Linked DNA regions of Mus musculus: region 2 is linked to region 1. Evidence: chromatin loops called from intact Hi-C (ENCODE). Cell type or tissue: heart. All regions are shown on one strand. Links, peaks and the distances in the headings refer to the core of each region. The heading gives the core; the rest is flanking DNA. Region 1 holds the start of Prmt1 (protein arginine N-methyltransferase 1). Region 2 holds the start of Kash5 (KASH domain containing 5).

What was found. A loop is a pair of places that touch in the nucleus more often than their neighbours do. Peaks named below come from ENCODE experiments on the same cell type or tissue, not always from the same donor. Only the 100,000 strongest peaks of a DNase experiment are listed, where the experiment ranks them.
Region 2: it touches region 1 in a loop (3-fold over the local background); 1 of 42 quality-filtered maps calls a loop at or near these places.

The regions. Positions count from the first base shown.
Region 1 is chr7:44,979,283-44,987,607 of GRCm38, forward strand. It overlaps Prmt1 (protein arginine N-methyltransferase 1), which reads right to left and starts at 7,138. Exons shown (of 10, transcript NM_001252476.1): 1 at 7,001-7,138; 2 at 4,204-4,305; 3 at 2,456-2,611; 4 at 2,305-2,368; 5 at 101-243. The coding sequence starts at 7,036. Gm15545 (predicted gene 15545) reads left to right here and starts at 7,618. Exons shown (of 2, transcript NR_045266.1): 1 at 7,618-8,088. In heart, for the core only: CTCF peaks have their summits at 3,986 (motif pointing right) and 6,423 (motif pointing right); DNase peaks (open chromatin) are centred at 4,009, 5,309, 6,409, 7,429 and 2 weaker places; H3K4me3 peaks cover 3,419 bases; H3K27ac peaks cover 2,300 bases.
Region 2 is chr7:45,200,713-45,209,037 of GRCm38, forward strand. Kash5 (KASH domain containing 5) reads right to left here and starts at 4,180. Exons shown (of 20, transcript NM_201374.2): 1 at 3,880-4,180. The coding sequence starts at 3,991. It overlaps Dkkl1 (dickkopf-like 1), which reads right to left. Exons shown (of 5, transcript NM_015789.3): 5 at 6,813-7,186. The coding sequence ends at 6,878. In heart, for the core only: a CTCF peak has its summit at 6,351 (motif pointing right); a DNase peak (open chromatin) is centred at 3,919; H3K4me3 peaks cover 1,158 bases; H3K27ac peaks cover 1,962 bases; H3K27me3 peaks cover 865 bases.

The DNA of each region.
Region 1 (8,325 bases), core at 169-8,168:
TTCTCCCTGGGAAGGCCTCATCCACAGAAACACTTGGTGGCACCCTATTTGCTGCTCTAACTCCTTAGCCTGGGGCGCCCATCCAAGGCGTATGGCTCACCAGCCACTTGTCCCGAGCGTGCAGCACGGTGTTGAGCATGGACTCGTAGAAGAGGCAGTAACCCATCCACTCGCTGATGATGATGTCCACCTTCTCCACGGGCAGCTCCACCTCCTCCACCTTGCCCTTGATGATGGTCACCACTGCACCCACAGGAATGGCATGCCAGTCACGGGGAGGGCTGGCCCAGATGGTTCCAGACACCCACAGAGGACTCTGGTCCAAGGGCAGGCACCCTGTCTCTCTTTTCAAACTGTCTCACTATGTAGTCCTGGAACTTGCTATGTAGACCAGGCTGGCCACAAACCCAGAGATCTGCCTGCCTCTGTCCCCCAGCACTGGGGATAAAAGGTTAAAACACCAGGTCCGTCCTAAAGCACAAGGGTAGCACAGCAACAGTTTCAGGTTCTGTCTGCGGGTCTAGGAGTAGCTCTGCTGCGAGCCCAAGTTTAACATTCTCCAGGTCTGGGTTTGTTTCCTCCCCTAGCAGTGCTCAGGTGAAATACATTTTTCTATTCAGTAAGTGAAGCAGTAAGTAATAATGGTGTAGACACAACTGTAAAACGAGGCCAGTAGGTTAGGATGCTTGCAACCAAGTGGGATGACCTGAATCTCACCCCCAGGGTAGAATGAGATCTATCCTCTGACCTCTACATGTGCCCCACCCAATAAAAATAGAAAGCATTTCAATGAAACAAAATAAAACAAAACTATCATAGCCAGCCAGGCCTGGTGGCACAGGCCTGTCACTCCAGCTACTTAGGAGGCTGACACTCAAGGACTGAAGTTCAAAGCCTACTTGGGCTACAATAAGAAACCCTGTCTTGGGCTGGAGAGATGGCTCAGTGGTTAAGAGCACTGACTGCTCTTCCAGAGGTCCTGAGTTCAATTCTCAGCAAACACCCAGTGGGTCACAACCATCTATAATGGGATCTGATGCCTTGTTCTGGTGTTTCTGAGGATAGACACAGCTCACTTACACAGATAAAATAAACAAATAAATCAAAAAGAAAACAAAAACCAAAACAAACAAAAACCCTGTTTCAAATACAAAGAAAGCTGTCCAACTGGCTTGGCGGGAGGGCCAAGGCTCCAAACAAGCGTGTGCTAGCTCACAGGCCTGTTGCTTCAGTTGCAGATCATCTCTTGTTGGGGCAGTACAAAAACTCCTACTAAAGAAAGCACTATCGCCCGGATGGGTGCCAGGCCGCACCTTCCCATGCCTGCCTCTGCCCTTGGAGACTGTGGCACCAGTGCTCATCTACTCTCAACTGTCTTCTCACAGGTTTTCCTTTTTTTGTAGCCTGTCCTGGCCCTCAGGCTCCCAGGGATGGGATGATGGGACACAAGACCTCCAGGGCCTTCAGTTTAGACCTGCTCCATCTTTTATAATGCTAAGTATAACCAGGTACACACCTTTAATCCCAGCACTTGGGAGGCACAAGCAGGAGGATCTCTGAGTTCAAGGCCAGCCTGGCTACATGGTGGGTTCTAGGACAGCCAAAGCTACACAGCGAGGCCTACTCTTGAGAGGAAAACAAGAGTTTAACTGCATGGAAAACTAGTTTGTTTAATCCAAGCACTCGGGAGGCAGAGGCAGGCGGATTTCTGAGTTCAAGGCCAGCCTGGTCTACAAAGTGAGTTCCAGGACAGCCAGGGCTGTACAGAGAAACCCCTGTCTCGAAAAACCAAAACCAAGAAAACCCCCAAAAACCTAGTTTGGTTTGAAATGACACCTCAGGCAGACTAAAGGCCTTCAATGTGTACACATAAGCACAGGACAAAGCCTGTGGTGGGACCAAGTGCACAACCTTTGTGTGGGAACTGTAGAGCGGCAGGCCTGTGGTAAGCAAGCTTCCAGCTGCACACCCAGCCGTGCGGTGGGTGCACGGGCAGCAGTTGTGGGGTTCTCAGGAAGGTAATGCCAGTCATGCCAGAGTGGGGGCTGCTGGGGAGAATTCTTGACAGGCCCTGGATGTGACAACTGAGGGATGGGAAACCCTCGCACAAGGGAAGCTCTAATCTTGAGCACAGTCACCAAAGATCCCCATGCAAAACCCTAAAGTTCGAGGCCCAACGTCCTGACATCCAGACTCAGCGTTCCCGAACGTGAAGGAGCCACCAGTTGTCCACTGTGGTCTCTTAACTCTTCACTGAGGCGTCCAAGAAGGTGCCTGTTCCTCCAGACCCCCCCTCCTGCTCACCATGGTCTAACTTGTTGGCTTTGACAATCTTCACAGCATAATCGGAGATACTGGAACACTCAATCTAAGGCAGGAAGAAGGAGGGTGAGACAGAGTCCAGTCCATGCCCTCTCCAGCTCCTAACCAGCCCGCCCACTGCAGTAGGACTTACCCCAATAACCTTGCGGGCCCCCGCCTTGGCAGCAAACATGCAGAGGATGCCAGTGCCTGAGCCCACATCCAGCACCACCTTGTCTTTGAAGAGATGCCGATTGTGAAACATGGAGTTGCGGTATGTGAGGGTGCGCACCTCATCCTTCAGCATCTCCTGGACAGGGAACCAGAGACAGAGGACCAGAGTGAGGGGACACACAAGGCACGCATGCCACCACCACACTGACGGTGAGCAAGGCTCAGAGGACCCCTTTCCCTTCCGGGCGCTTCTTTTGCAGTGAACACCTACACTGGCCAGGTTTTATCAGTGCCGTCCTTGCCCGAGCCAGGGGTGAATCAGGACGCTGAAACAGGAAGGTCCTGGGTACAAGGCCAGCCCTTAGATCACCAAAATGAACCTTGGTACTGGCCTGGCAGGCTCACACAAATTAAAATGGAGTAAGCAGACAGCCGAGTAGCAAGGAGGTCGATTGACCCTTGACATCACCTCTCAGATTCCAGCCACCTTGTTTTCTGACATGGTGTCTGAGACCTGGGTAGCTGGACCATTAGGTTAGGCTAATGAGCCCAGTGATCAACCTGCTTCTGCCTACTCAGAGCTGAGCTATACAAGCATACACCACCACGCTCGGTGTTCTGGAAGTTATCATGCACGCAGCAGGAACATGGAAGTCAGAAGACACTGTCCATCCTCCATCCAGGGATCTCTTGTATGGCAAGCACTCCTTTCTGCTTGTGTGGCAAGTACCTTTACCCATTGAGCCACTGCCAGTTCTTTTTTTTTTTTTTTTTTTTTTTTTAATTATTTATTTATTTATTATATGTAAGTACACTGTAGCTGTCTTCAGACACTCCAGAAGAGGGCGTCAGATCTTGTTACAGATGGTTGTGAGCCACCATGTGGTTGCTGGGATTTGAACTCCGGACCTTCGGAAGAGCAGTCAGGTGCTCTTACCCACTGAGCCATCTCACCAGCCCGCCACTGCCAGTTCTAAGTGGGTTTTGGGGATTAAACCCTGAAACCCAACCGGGCGTGGTGGCGCATGCCTTTAATCCCAGCACTCGGGAGGCAGAGGTAGGTGGATTTCTGAGTTCAAGGCCAGCCTGGTCTACAAAGTGAGCTCCAGGACAGCCAGAGCTATAAAGAGAAACCCTGTCTCGAAAAACCAAAAAAAAAAAAAAAAAAAAACCTGAAACCCATGCTTGCATGGCAAGCCCTTTAATAACTGGGGTACGTCCCTAGGCCTCCAAAAGCTCAATTATTTTATGCAAATTTTCCAATTTTTTCCCCATTTATGATGCTGGGGATGGAGGCCACTATCCAGCACGTGCTAAGCAACTACTCCGCCACTTTGCCCCAATCCCAGCCTCTAGTAGTTTTTTTGTTGTTGTTGTTTTTAAAGCCCCATGGAAAAAAGACGAGGATTCTTTAGAATGTCATTTGATTTGCACCAAGTCCTGTCTCCTTTATCAAAAAGGGTTGTAGTGCAGCATGAGCCATGGACGCAGCCCCACTGCCAGTCACTAGAGGGCGCCAGAGACAGACAGGGCCGGACCTCATCCCTAGGTCTGTGGTACACTGGGGCAGGAAGCACTTGCACTGGCTTCTGGAGAGATGGAAGAATTCAGTCTTCAAAAGTGGACCAGGGGCAGAAAGGGAGCAGTGAACGTGCTGAGACACTCAGAGCCCTGTCTGGTCTTGTGGTCCTTCAGTCCATACTGGCTGTAGGGTCAGTCTCTACTCACCTCGTGGATGCCAAAGTGGGCATAGGAGTCAAAGTAGTAGTCTTTGGATGTCATGTCCTCAGCGTTGGGCTTCTCACTACTTTCTGCTTGGCCACAGGAAACCTAGAAGAGGGGGAGTGGCAAAGGGTCAAAGGTGGGTTCCCCAGAGTCTCCTCAACCTGCAAAAAGCCCCTCATCATACCAGGACAACCCTCCAGCCCCCTCCAGCATCTTTCTTCCCCAGGTCATGTTTCCACTTCCAGGACCCACCCAGAGCACCATCCAGGGAGCAGCCGCCTCGCCTACCATCTCTCCAGGCTCTATGGCCTGTCTCTAGCTCAGCCCACAGCTGGGGAGGGAGGGAGAGAGGGCAGAGCCAGGGCAGACACATGGAAGGGCAGGGGAGGAGGGCTGGAGATGGAGTTAAGGAAGCAGCCATGGTTCTGGGGAAGCCAGCTGGGGCCAGGAAGGGCTCTGTCCTAAGGGGTTAGGGGGCACAGCAGAGGAAACTGGTTGGAAGCAAGAGGACGGTTAGACCTCTTGGGGAGCCAGATGTATAGCAAGTAAGCTTATGTGGAAGTGGGCTGGGTGGGGGTCTCACAAAAGGATATTTACTTCTTCAAGAGGCGGCTGGAGGCTCATCCCATTAGCCAAGGTGGCTACAAAATTCTAGGAGAGAGTAACAGGGAAAAAGGATTAGCTACGGGGTGATTGGGGAAGGCCTTTGGGGCGGTGAGTGGTTTGTAGGTTGGCTTTGCCTGGGCAAGGAAGGGAGTGTGTGTGTGAGCAGGGACAAGCAATGAGGGAGGCTGTGATCGGGTAGAGAAGGATAGGAAGGAGGGAAGGGAAGGTCTCCTGTCCCAGCTGTTGGCTGAAGAGATGGTGGCCTGCCCCCTGTTGTCCTTCTTTGGTCCAATGACTGGCCATACACACCTACCCCATCTAGGCCACAAGACCCAATACTTGCCAGGGCACATGGGCACTGCCCAGCTGTTGCTCCCCTTCACTACCTAATCCCCCCCCAAGAGATTAGGTGACATTTCCTGACACACATGCCAGGCTGAAGTGCCATGAATAAACTGGAGGGAGGGGTAGGAAGGGAAGGGTGCTGTCGCCTGTCCTAAGAGGATTCCATTAGAGAGACGTAGCACACCACCAAAGCAGCAGGCATACCACCAACTCACACCCACACCAACACACAGAGGCAACCTGACCTCTTTGGTTTCCCTGCCTTTCTGAGGAGGTATCATATATGCCTTGGAAAACTGGGTCCAGCCCATTCCCCACCTCACCTGGGTTCCCACACTGGAACAGCCTTTTCTTTTCTCTGTCCACAAGTCCCAGGGCCCAGGGTCACCATAGTGACCCTGTAGGCTAACTGATCCCTATTTATGGCAGATTTCCCAGCAACTGACCTTCCCCTCCAGAGAACTTGAAGAGGTATGGGCCCCATCAAATTAAATACCATCAATGACTGCCACCCAAGGCTTCCAGAGAAACGTCACAACCTAACCAAGCTCTCAGCTCCCCACAGCCTGGGAGGTGAGATTCCCACGTGGGCCCCACTTTTTCAATAGTACAGACGGACACCAGAAGGTTGACAAATGACTGAAGAGAGCTTGAAACCCATGTCTAGGACCTGCCTTACAAGCCTGATGATGAGCTACTCAGAAGTCAAAAGAAAATGGCAAGTTCAAGGCCATACTCAGCTACAGGGTGAGTTCAAGGCCAAGCACATTTTTTTTTTTGAGGCAGGGTTTCTCTGTGTAGCCCTGGCTGTCCTGGAACTCACTCTGTAGACCAGGCTGTCCTTCAACTCAGAAATCTGCCTGCCTCTGCCTCCCAAGTGCTGGGATCAAAGGCGTGCGCCACCACCGCCAGGCTCAGGCACATTTGTTTAATTAAACTAAGTAAAAAGTAGACTGAGGAATACAGCTTAGGATCGAACAATCAACGATAAGCAGGTAAGCAAGGCAGATGCTAGAATTTCATTCTGTTTTGGGGGGAAATTAGGCAAAAAGGCGGAAATGTTCAAAAAGGGGTCCCTTGCCACATTCAAGTTGGTAAAAATGGAGCTCTGTGGAGGTTAAGGCCCATGGCCATCCGAACTCCTTTATCCCCCACCACTGACCTCTGACTATCCATCCACCCGAGGGCCCTCCCATGAAGGGGTGGGCTTGGGCCACGCCCCATGAAAAAAGACGCCCCTCTCACACGCCCATAGTGACCACGAGGGGGTGCCCGGCGACGGATCCGGATCTCCTCGGATGAGATTCCCCACCATCTCCTTAAAGAGAGGTCACAGGGCTATGCCCATCCCCCCCCCCCCCCCCCCCCGCTGCACAAGGCTAACACAGAGTTGGGGAAAGGGAGGCTGGGGACTGATGTTCTCAGGCCCCACGCGGGTGCAAAGAGCCCGGGCTGCATGGACATCCACAGCCGAGCCAGGGAGAGCGGGTGGCAACCCCTGGACCCCTTGAGTGCAGCCCAGGTCATCGGGCTGGGGGCGGGGCCTTTGTCCTGCACGTGGAGCCCACGGGGCCCCTCGAGGCGGCACACCCCCCTCCCCACGCTACTCTGCGAGACCACGTGCGGCCCGGCTGGAAGCGCCCCCGGCCCGCGACCACGTGCGACAGTCCTCGGCTCGGCTGCGGGTCCCAAAGCACCGAAAGCCGAGATCTCTCCCGTCACGATCGAACACATCCCCCGATGCGGACCAACGCGAAGCCAGGCACATCAAAAGGCCCCGTCCCCACAGTTCAGGCCGTGGGCCACCCGTCTCGCGCCGCCCCCGGGCCTAAAGAGCCCAGCTACTCACCTCCATGATGCAGTTCGCGGCCTCGGCTGCCGCCATCTTCACCCGAGTCCTCCGGCCTCCGAGACCCCCCCCTCTCTCTTTTCTCCCCCCGGCTCGACCGGGGACCGCCTTTTACCAGAGGGTCCTCAGCCCAGCCCCCGATACCCCGCCATAAGTTCTCATTGGTCTGTAAAGCCGTCCATCTGAGAGCTTCATATTTCAATTGGATGACAGACACGCCTATCAAACATAAAGTGCCCGCCCCCCTAGCGTTTAAAGGCCCGCCCCCTCCTGTCCGCTAGGAAGAGAACAACTGCCTGTCTGTCTCACCCAGCACGTGTGACGATTGGGTAAAATTCACCAGATCTTCCCGCCCCTTTCTGGCCAGCTCCGCCCTGGAGCTTCCCGGCGGGCTCCGCGCTAAGCGGACGTCTAGAAACTGACTTGTCTATCATTAAGCTAATCCCCTCCTCCCTCGTTGATATTGGCTGAGCCAAAGGTGACGTTCGCGGCTCTAACGCCACCCTGTTTAAGCGACAGGCCTAGAAGAAGAGGGGCCATTGGCCCATAAGGAAGCAGGCAGAGCTTTGGGCAGCAGCAACTGGCTCTTAGGAATGTCAATCATCACCATTCTGTGGATTCCTCTCCCCCATACCCCCTACCCCGGTCTTGGATGTTTTCTGGAGGAACTGGGGAGCGTGGGCGCGTTAAGTTATAGGGAAAACCCCAATTCCTGAGACGTGGATGAGGGCGCATTCTAGTCTGTGATTCCGAAACCAGCCATGATTCGCTGTGAGCTTCCCACCCCTGTGCTGGAAGGCGCCAAGTTCTGAACACCTGTGGCCTCCTCGTGGCCTCCAGGTCCTCTGCGGGAAACACCCAGCGTCCTTTGTCTGACCAACTCCTACACGTCAATCACCGGCAATTCGGACGCCACCTCTTCCAGGAAATTTCCCTGAATCTGCAGAAAGTTACTCCTTCCCTGAGGATGGATGTCAGTTGCTGGATTCGTGAACCTTCCCTTTGCCTTCAGTCCCACCAGTCTATGGTCCAAACATAAGATCCTTTAAACTCCCGTATGAGCCCTCCAGTGGGAGCTTCCGCATAAGGTACGCGAGCACATCTGACCTGTTTCCTTCCAACGCCTAACACTTACTTTGTATAGTGTGAGCATGCATTCGTGTGTGCCTTGCACGTATGGAGGTCACAAAGCAATGAACAGGAGTCCTTTCTCCCACGATGTGAGTGTAGGGAATTGAACACAAGTCGTCAGGCTTAGCGGCAAGCACCTTTACCCTCTGCTGCAGACCAACACTTACAATCTGGTAGATCTTTTGTTTGACTGA
Region 2 (8,325 bases), core at 219-8,218, 220 kb after region 1:
GTCCGACCTCGGGCTCACCTTGTTCTCTGTGGCCCATGTCCTAGCTTCCTGCCAGGTTCCAGTCCATTCCCACAGGCTGCAGATTTGACCTGTGTGGCTGTGGCTTCTTTGAGTCCGAGCCTGCTTGGGTCTAGCAACAGAGGCACAGTGTGGCCTGGGCCAGCAGCTTTCTCTCCCCAAATCATGCTATATCGTCTAGCAGTCATCTAACCTGCATGCCATTTGGTAAAGTGGCCTGCTGCTCCTACTATGTCTCTGCTTGGGACTCTTGCCTTCCTGCCTCTTGTTCTCTGGAACATTTCACTCTATCTGGAGCTGACTACAGCCCAGCAGGCTCCCTCCCTGCCTGTAGGCAGACCATGGGGTCCTCTGTAGACTGCTGGCCTCCTAGTGCTCTTCCCTACTTCCAGTCACTTTTATCACTGAGTCACCTTCAATCTTTCACTGGTAGATTCTAGGCAAGTGCTCTACTATCAAATCCCAGGGCAGCTGCTTACTAATGATTAATACCTGTGTTCTACTGTTAAGCTACACACTCTGGCTCTCTTTGTATTTGGAAACAAAGCCACCCTAAGATGGCCAGGCTGGCCTTGAATTTGTGATCTCTTTGCCTTGGCAAGAATGTGCATGGCCGCCGGGCGGTGGTAGTGCACGCCTTTAATCCCAGCACTCAGGAGGCAGAGGCAGGCGGATTTCTGAGTTCGAGGCCAGCCTGGTCTACAGAGTGAGTTCCAGGACAGCCAGGGCTACACAGAGAAACCCTGTCTCGAAAAAACAAAACAAAACAAAACAAAACAAAACAACCCCAAAAAACAAAACAAACAAACAAAAAAAGAATGTGCATGGCCATCACCAGGCCTGCTTCTCACCCTTTTTTTTTTTTTTTTTTAAATGTGTTTTGTGATGTGGTGGAGGTCAGAAGAGGGCATCAGAGCACCTGGAACTGGAGAGAGAAGGTTGTGAGCTGGCATGTGCCATCTGAGAATCAAAACTTGGTCATTTGCAAAAGTAGTAAGTGTCTCAGTGGCTTCTTATTCTTTTCTTTTCCAAACAAAGAGTCTCTCTCTGGAGATCTGGCTGGCCTAACACTTGCCAGGAATACCAGCCTTGAACTCAAGAGATCCACCTGCTTCAGGGTGCTGGGACTAAAGGCATGTGCCCTCACGCTGACACACAGCAAGTTCTCTTAACCACCGGGCCTTCTCTCTAGGCTCTTCTCTGTTGAAAATCAACTCTGTTGTTTTTCTCCTCCACCAGCCATCTCCATGCTGCTCCCCCTTTTTAAAAATAAAATTTATTTATTTGTTTGTTTGTTTATTTATTTATATGAGTGCTCTATTTGCATGCATGCCTGCATGACAGAAGAAGGCATCAGATCCCATTACAGATGGTTGTGAGCCACCATGTGGTTGCTGGGAATTGAACTCAGTGCTCTTTACCACTGAGACATCTTTACAGACACTCCCAAGGCCTATATTTATGAGTGGGCTTGACTCTCACAGGCTTCTGTGGTCACAGGGACTCCCTCCTCTGCACCCTGACAGTGCTGTCCTGCCTCTATTACAGCCTGGCCAGTCACTTTTTTTTTTCTTCCCTGAGACAGGGTTTCTCTGTATAGCCCTGGCTGTCCTGGAACTCACTTTGTAGACCAGGCTGGCCTCGAACTCAGAAATCCAATCTGCCTGCCTCTGCCTCCCTAGTGCTGGCCACCACGCCCGACTGGCCAGTCACTTTCAGGAGAAAAGGAGGCACTGTCAGTAGTCCCTCTAGGGACTGGGGCCAAGGGTAGAGAGAGCCTGGGTTTCCTCCTGCTTGGCTCCCCTTTGTTTGTTTGGAACCCCTGCTCATCCCCTGCAAAAGCTAAGAAACCTCCTTTGCTCTTCTCCCCTCAACTCTGCCCACAAGGACAAAACTTGGGGCTAACACCTCTCCTCTCCACTTTCCAGCTATCCACCCATAAGTGCCAACCCCCCCCCCCCCCGCCCCCGGGGTCTCAGCTTTTGACCATGTAAGGACATAATCCCAGCCCCTAGCTGGCACGTTATCACTCCCCGTCTAAGCTTTATAAAACACCTTTGCTAAGCTTAGCCTGGATGTGTGACTTCACTGATCTCCACGTGTGAGGTGGGTGGAGGTTGATGCCTCCTCGTAAGCCCGCCTTAATCTATTTTGAATCTGGAGTGATCCAGCCTATATCTTTGTCACCGAAGGGGAGAGAAGCAGCCTCTCTCCCTTTCCTCAGGGAATGCAGCCATCACTCTGCCTTGCCTGTATTCCGGCAGCCGAATGTTTTCTGGAGACATTATTATCTGGCTTTTGGAGACAGGGACTTAGTAAATATATATTATGTAGCTTTAGCTGTAGTGGGCCTTCTGAAGCTGTGTAAAGCAGGCTGGTCTTCAGCTAGTGGGGATCCTCCTGCTGTCCATCTCAGAGGCTTTTAGAAGGCACCAGGGAAAGAAGAGGCTTTCTGAGACTCTTTCAAGGGGAAACTCGGACAAAATCTTGAGGAACAAGGGATATCAGGTGGCCAGTGAGTGTCTTGTGGGTTTTAAACATGGAGGAAGTCTGGAGGGGATCCCTGGACTAGAATTCAAGGGCTGCATTTCTGGGGTGTCACTAGATTTCAGAGTCCCCGGCGGAACTTGTAGGGCAACTACAGATTTCTAAAGTATCAGATAGGACTTGAACACCAAATCTCCACCAAGATTTCAGAGGAAAAGTCTCTGACAGGTTTTTGAGGGAGACTCTGATGGGATATCTAGAAGATCCTAGCGGCTGGCGTGGTGGGCTACACCTGTGATACCAGCACTCAGGAGGCTGAGGCAGCAGGATCCAAGGTTTTGAGTAGAGTCTGGGCAATTTACTGAAGCCCTAGAGAGTCCCTGGAGGGTAGCTTAGTCGTTAAGAGGACTAACAGTTTACTCTTCCAGATAGATATGGGTTGGAATCCCACTACACACATGTGAACTCCTCCTCATCTGCAATTTTAGTTCAGAGGGATACAAAACCACCTGGTCTCCACAGGCACATACCTGACACACATACAAACATGCCGGCAAAATACTCAAAAACAAACAAACAAACAAAAAACCCCAACAACAACAAAAACCAAAAACACCCAAACAAAAGCCAGGCAGTGGTGGTGCACACCTTTAATCCCAGCACGTGGGAACCAGAAGCACACAGGCCAGCCTGGTCTACAGAGAGAGTTCCAGGACAGTCAATGCTACACAAAGAAACCCTGTCTCAAAACAAAAACACCTACCCTACCCACAAAAACAAAATAGATTAAGTGTTAGGTTTCAAAAGTTCTAGAAGATTGCAGTTGGGCACATCTGGGAGAGCTGTAATCCTAAAACTGGGGAATGAGGATCATGAGGTCGTGGCCAGCCTGGGCAGCACTTGGAGGGTCTGTCTCAAACAAAAATAGAAAACAAGCAACAAAAAGCAACCGGAAGTTTCAAGAGTCTGACAGGATTGCCGAAGTTGCCACTAGAATTTTCCTGAGGAAGCCGGTCACGGTGGCGCACGCCTTTAATCCCAGCGCTCGGGAGGCAGAGGCAGGAGGATTTCGGAGTTCGAGGCCAGCCTGGTCTACAGAGTGAGTTCCAGGTCAGCCAGGGCTACACAGAGAAACCTTGTCTCAAAACTTGGGGCGTTTTTGAAGGAGCTGGCAGGTGATGTTACCGGGGAACCTGCCATGAAAGTCGCCACAGGCAGGGCGTACCTGGAGTCGGGACTCAGTTGAGGGACACCAGCGACGAACGGCGGTTGCGAATGTCACGGAAGAGGCGTGTTCACACGCGCCTTTTCCCGCCAGAAATGCAAATGAGCCGGCCTCCTGCAAGTCCCGCCCTCTCAGGCTCTTGTACTCACGCAAGCGCACTCCGAGTGGATGGCGCCCGGGTCTCTCCTTACGAAGACCCTTGAGCTGGCGCATGCGTAGAGCTTCTCGGGAGGATAGGCTGGACCTGAGGATCGAGTGCATGCGCACTAGTGGGGCTAGCGGTGATGGCGCGATATTATCGGCAGCTTTCTTCTGCGGTACAAAAATCCTTTCCTTCTGCTTGACAAAATAGGGCCAAGCAGGAGAGAGTTCAACCGAAGGACTCCCTGTTCATCCTTTTCTTCTTGTCAGTCTTTGAACCAAGTTCTTTCTTTTGGGTCTGGCTCGCCCGCCACTGTCACAATGATGCGCAGTCTGGTCCAGCCTCACTTCCGCTCCATTCCCTCCCCCCCCCCCGCCCCCCGCATTAATAGGTACCCAAGCTGTTTTCCCAAACTATTATAGTTTCTACTTACTGCTTAGCTATGTAGCCCAGGATGGCTTCGGACTTGAAGCAATCACCCTGCCTCAGTCCATGCCTGTGGACTATTCGAACTTTTTTATTATTAAGGGTCCAACAGCCGGGCGTGGTGGTGCACGCCTTTAATCCCAGCACTTGGGAGGCAGAGGCAGGCAGATTTCTGAGTTCGAGGCCAGCCTGGTCTACAAAGTGAGTGCCAGGTCAGCCAGGGCTACACAGAGAAACCCTGTCTCGAAAAAGCCAAAAAAAAAAAAAAAAAAAAACCAAACCAAAAAAGAGTAAAGACACTTGCCACCCATCCCGGTGATCGATCTGAGAAGAATCCCCAGGACCCACATGGTGCAAGGAGGGCCCCTGAATTCCACATGCAGACCCTATCATGTTCACTTTCCTACCCCTTGCTGTTTAAAAACACATGCATGTAATGATAAGGACTGGGCATGTAGCTCAGGGGTACGGTGTTTGACTGAGGGTGCCCTCATTCAATCCCTAGGGCCTAGTGAATTGGGCAGGGTAGTGTACCAGTACTCGGGAGGTAGAGGCAAAAAGTGCAAGGTCTTTCTCACCTTACTGACCATCAGACCCTGTGTGTGCTGTTTAGTTTTTTGTTGCCTTGACAAAAGCCAGAGTCATCTGAAAACCTCAACTGAAAAGTTACCCTGTCAGTAGGCAAGCCTGTGGGGATATTTTCTTGGTTAATGAGTGATGTGGATGGCAGCCCACTGTGGGCAAGACCACCCCTGGGAAGGTGCTTCTGGGTTGTATGAAAAAAAACAAAACAAAACCCTGAGCAAGCTTCAGTTCCTCCTTCGAGCCCCTACCCTGCCTCTTCTCTGTGATGGACTGTGATCTATCACAAGATGAAATAGACTCCCCAAGTTGTTTTTGATCATGGTGCTCACCCCAAGTTGTTTTTGATCGTGGTGCTCACGCACCGCAGCAGTAGAAAGCAAACTAGGACGCCTGGTCTAGATGAAAGGTCTGCCGGGTGTTTTCAGGACAACTTGTGGTGCATTCTGGACCCTGTTAGCTTTGTCCCTATTATCAACATCCATTCCTGGGGCTGGAAACATAGACCACTGTTTAAGAGCAATGGATGTTTTTCCAGAACACCTGAGATGGATTCCCAGCATCCACATTGCAGGCCACTCAGGACACAGAAGCAGGGAGTTTGACTGGGCTTATCCCATACTGCCTCTGGGGTGGATGCTGGGCTGTAAGGAAGTGACATTGCTCCCAGGGTGGGAAAGCCAGAGCTCCTTCTGGGGTCCCAGGCCTGTGACAAGGCCAGGGTTGTGGGGTTCTCAGACTCTTGGAAATCCTGGCACGGCTGGGAGTCCTGGAAGAGCAGGGGCCTGAGGTCTGGGGACAGCATCTAGCCTGGAGCCTGGGGCAGGGGTTGGGGGAGAAGGGGAACTCCAGCTAGTCTCACAGGGATTATTGTCCTTATCTTGGTAAGGGAAGGAGGTTGTGACTGGGAGCGCAGAGAAGCCTTCTATGGGGGAGTGGGTTGTGGCTCTGAAGGTGAAGGCCTTCTTCATGGCTCCCACAGCAGATCTTGATGAAAAGAGACAGTCTATGATTCTAAACAGTTTATTGTCATGGCGGAAAATGGATGTGTAAAATCATACCTCAAACTCAGAAATCCGCCTGCCTTTGCCTCCCGAGTGCTGGGATTAATGGCATGCGCCACCATGCCCAGCTTGACACATTTATGTGCGAAGCATGGCATGTGTTCCAAGTCAGGAGTCTGTGGGTGGGGTGGGGGAGCAGGGAGTCGCCTAAGCCTCAGGTGTGCACAGAGTCTCTGGGTCTGAACTTGCTATGCCTAACTGAATTTCCTGGCATGGTTTTATGCCCCACGCATGTGGCAGCTCACAGGGTCTATAACTCCACCCCCAGCAGATCTGATTCCCTTTTCTGGTCTCCAGGCACAAATATGGTGCACAGACACACATGCCAACAAAATTTTTATACATATAAATTTAAAATAATAACTTTTTAAAAAAGAATTATTTTATGTCTATGAATACCTTGTTGCTATCTTCAGACACACCAGAAGAGGGCATTAGATACCATTACAGATGGTGGTGAGCTACCATGTGGTTTCTGGGAATTGAACTCAGGACCTCTGGAAGGGCAGCCAGTGCTCTTAACTGCTAAGCCATCTCTCCAGCCCCCATAATATTAATTTTTCAATATTTGCTTTCCCTTTTGTGAGATCTTGAGTAATTTTGTAAAATCTAAAAAATATATATTTTGGTGGCTGGGGTGGCTCAGCAATGTGCTTTAAAGACTTGGGATGGCAGACAGGGTGGATCAATGGTTTCGGAACCAGGTGTATCATGGTGCTACAGGAGATCCAGCTGCCCAACCAAGAGGCCATGTTCTGAATGAGATGTAAGGAAGAGCTGGCACAGCCATTGTCAGCACTGAGTGTATGTGTAGGATGGAGTCGTTATTCTGGCCTGTTTGGGAAGAGATACCAAAAGGAGATTGAGCTAGATGTAAGAAAACCTTTATTTCCATATGGTGTTGGGGTAGGGTGTGGGACATCTGGTCCCCACTTACAGCTGTTGGGATGGCCTGAGGATGTAGAGAAAGTGTGTCTTTCTGACAGGCAGCTTGGCGTGTTGGGGGATATGGACCCCATCCTCCAGGCTGTCCTCACGGGCGCCTCCACGGAGCCCATCCCGGATGGCCTGCATGCGATGTCGCTTTTCTATGAGCCAGCGGCCTCCATCCTGGACATCGGGCTGGGTCCTCCGCCTTGGCATCTTCATGATCCAGAAAGCCACCTGCCGGGGCTCTGGGTGCAAGCTGTCGGTGACCTTCTGCACAGGCACCGGGGGCTCTTTTGCTTCTACTTTGGGAACCTGGGAATGAGGCACGGGGAGCTCCTCAGATGCCGCACAGCGCATCCAAGATGTTTGGTCTCCACTGGGCCATCTCAACCTCCATTACAGCTCACTTGCTGCTTAAAAAACCCTTTTTAGGCAGACAGTTCTGTTTTCTGTCTGGCCTGCTGCATTCTTGTGTATTAAATTTATTATTTAAGATTTGTTTATTTTCATGTGCATGGGTGTTTTGCCTGCATGTGTGTCTGTGAGGGGGTGCCAGATCCCTGGAACTGGAGGTAGAGACAGTTGTGAGCTGCCACTTTGATGCTGGGAATTGAACCTGGATCCTTTGGAAGAGCAGTCAGTGCTCTTAACTGCTGAGCCATCTTTCCAGCACCAAAATTTGATTATTTTTAAACTTCCACGGTTGCCTAAGAGATTATTTCATCTATGTTTACCTGGTGTGCCTGAGCGTTGAGTGTGTGCACCATTTACATGCATTATTAGTGTCTCTGCAGAAGATATTCTTTGGATTCCTAACACCCATGGTAAGTATCTCACAGGCTCCATTAAGTCCAGCTCTCGGGGAATCTGATGCCCTCTTCTGGCCATTGTGTGTACCTGCACTCATGTGCTAACAATTTTTAAAAATTAAAAAAAATTTTTTTTTGAAAGAAAGAAAGAAAGCAAGCAAGAAAGCAAGCATTCGCTGGACAGTGGTGGTGCACGCACGCCTTTACTCCCCCACACTCAAGAGGCAGAGGCAGGAGGGTCTCTGTGAGTTTGAGGGTAGCCAGGGTTACATAGAAAAACTATCTTGGAAAAAAACAAAACAAAACAAAACAAAAATTAAACAAAAACAAATGATAAATTTGGTGCGATGGTTCACATTTAGAATCCCCGCATTTGGGAGGTGGCCAAGTATTGGATCACCCTGAGTCAAAAGCCTTAAGTTTTGCCAGGAATGGTACTGCAGGCCTTTAAACTCACTTAGGAGGCAGGGGCAGGCAGATCTTAGAGTTGGAGGACAGCCTGGACTACAAAGCAAGTTCTAGGATAGCCAGGGCTACAGAGAGTGATCCCATCTCTAACAACCAAAACCAAAACCTAAACCAAACCACCCAAACCAAAGTAAAGCCAAACAAAAAACCTGGTGTGTCACCATTCCTGGTGTG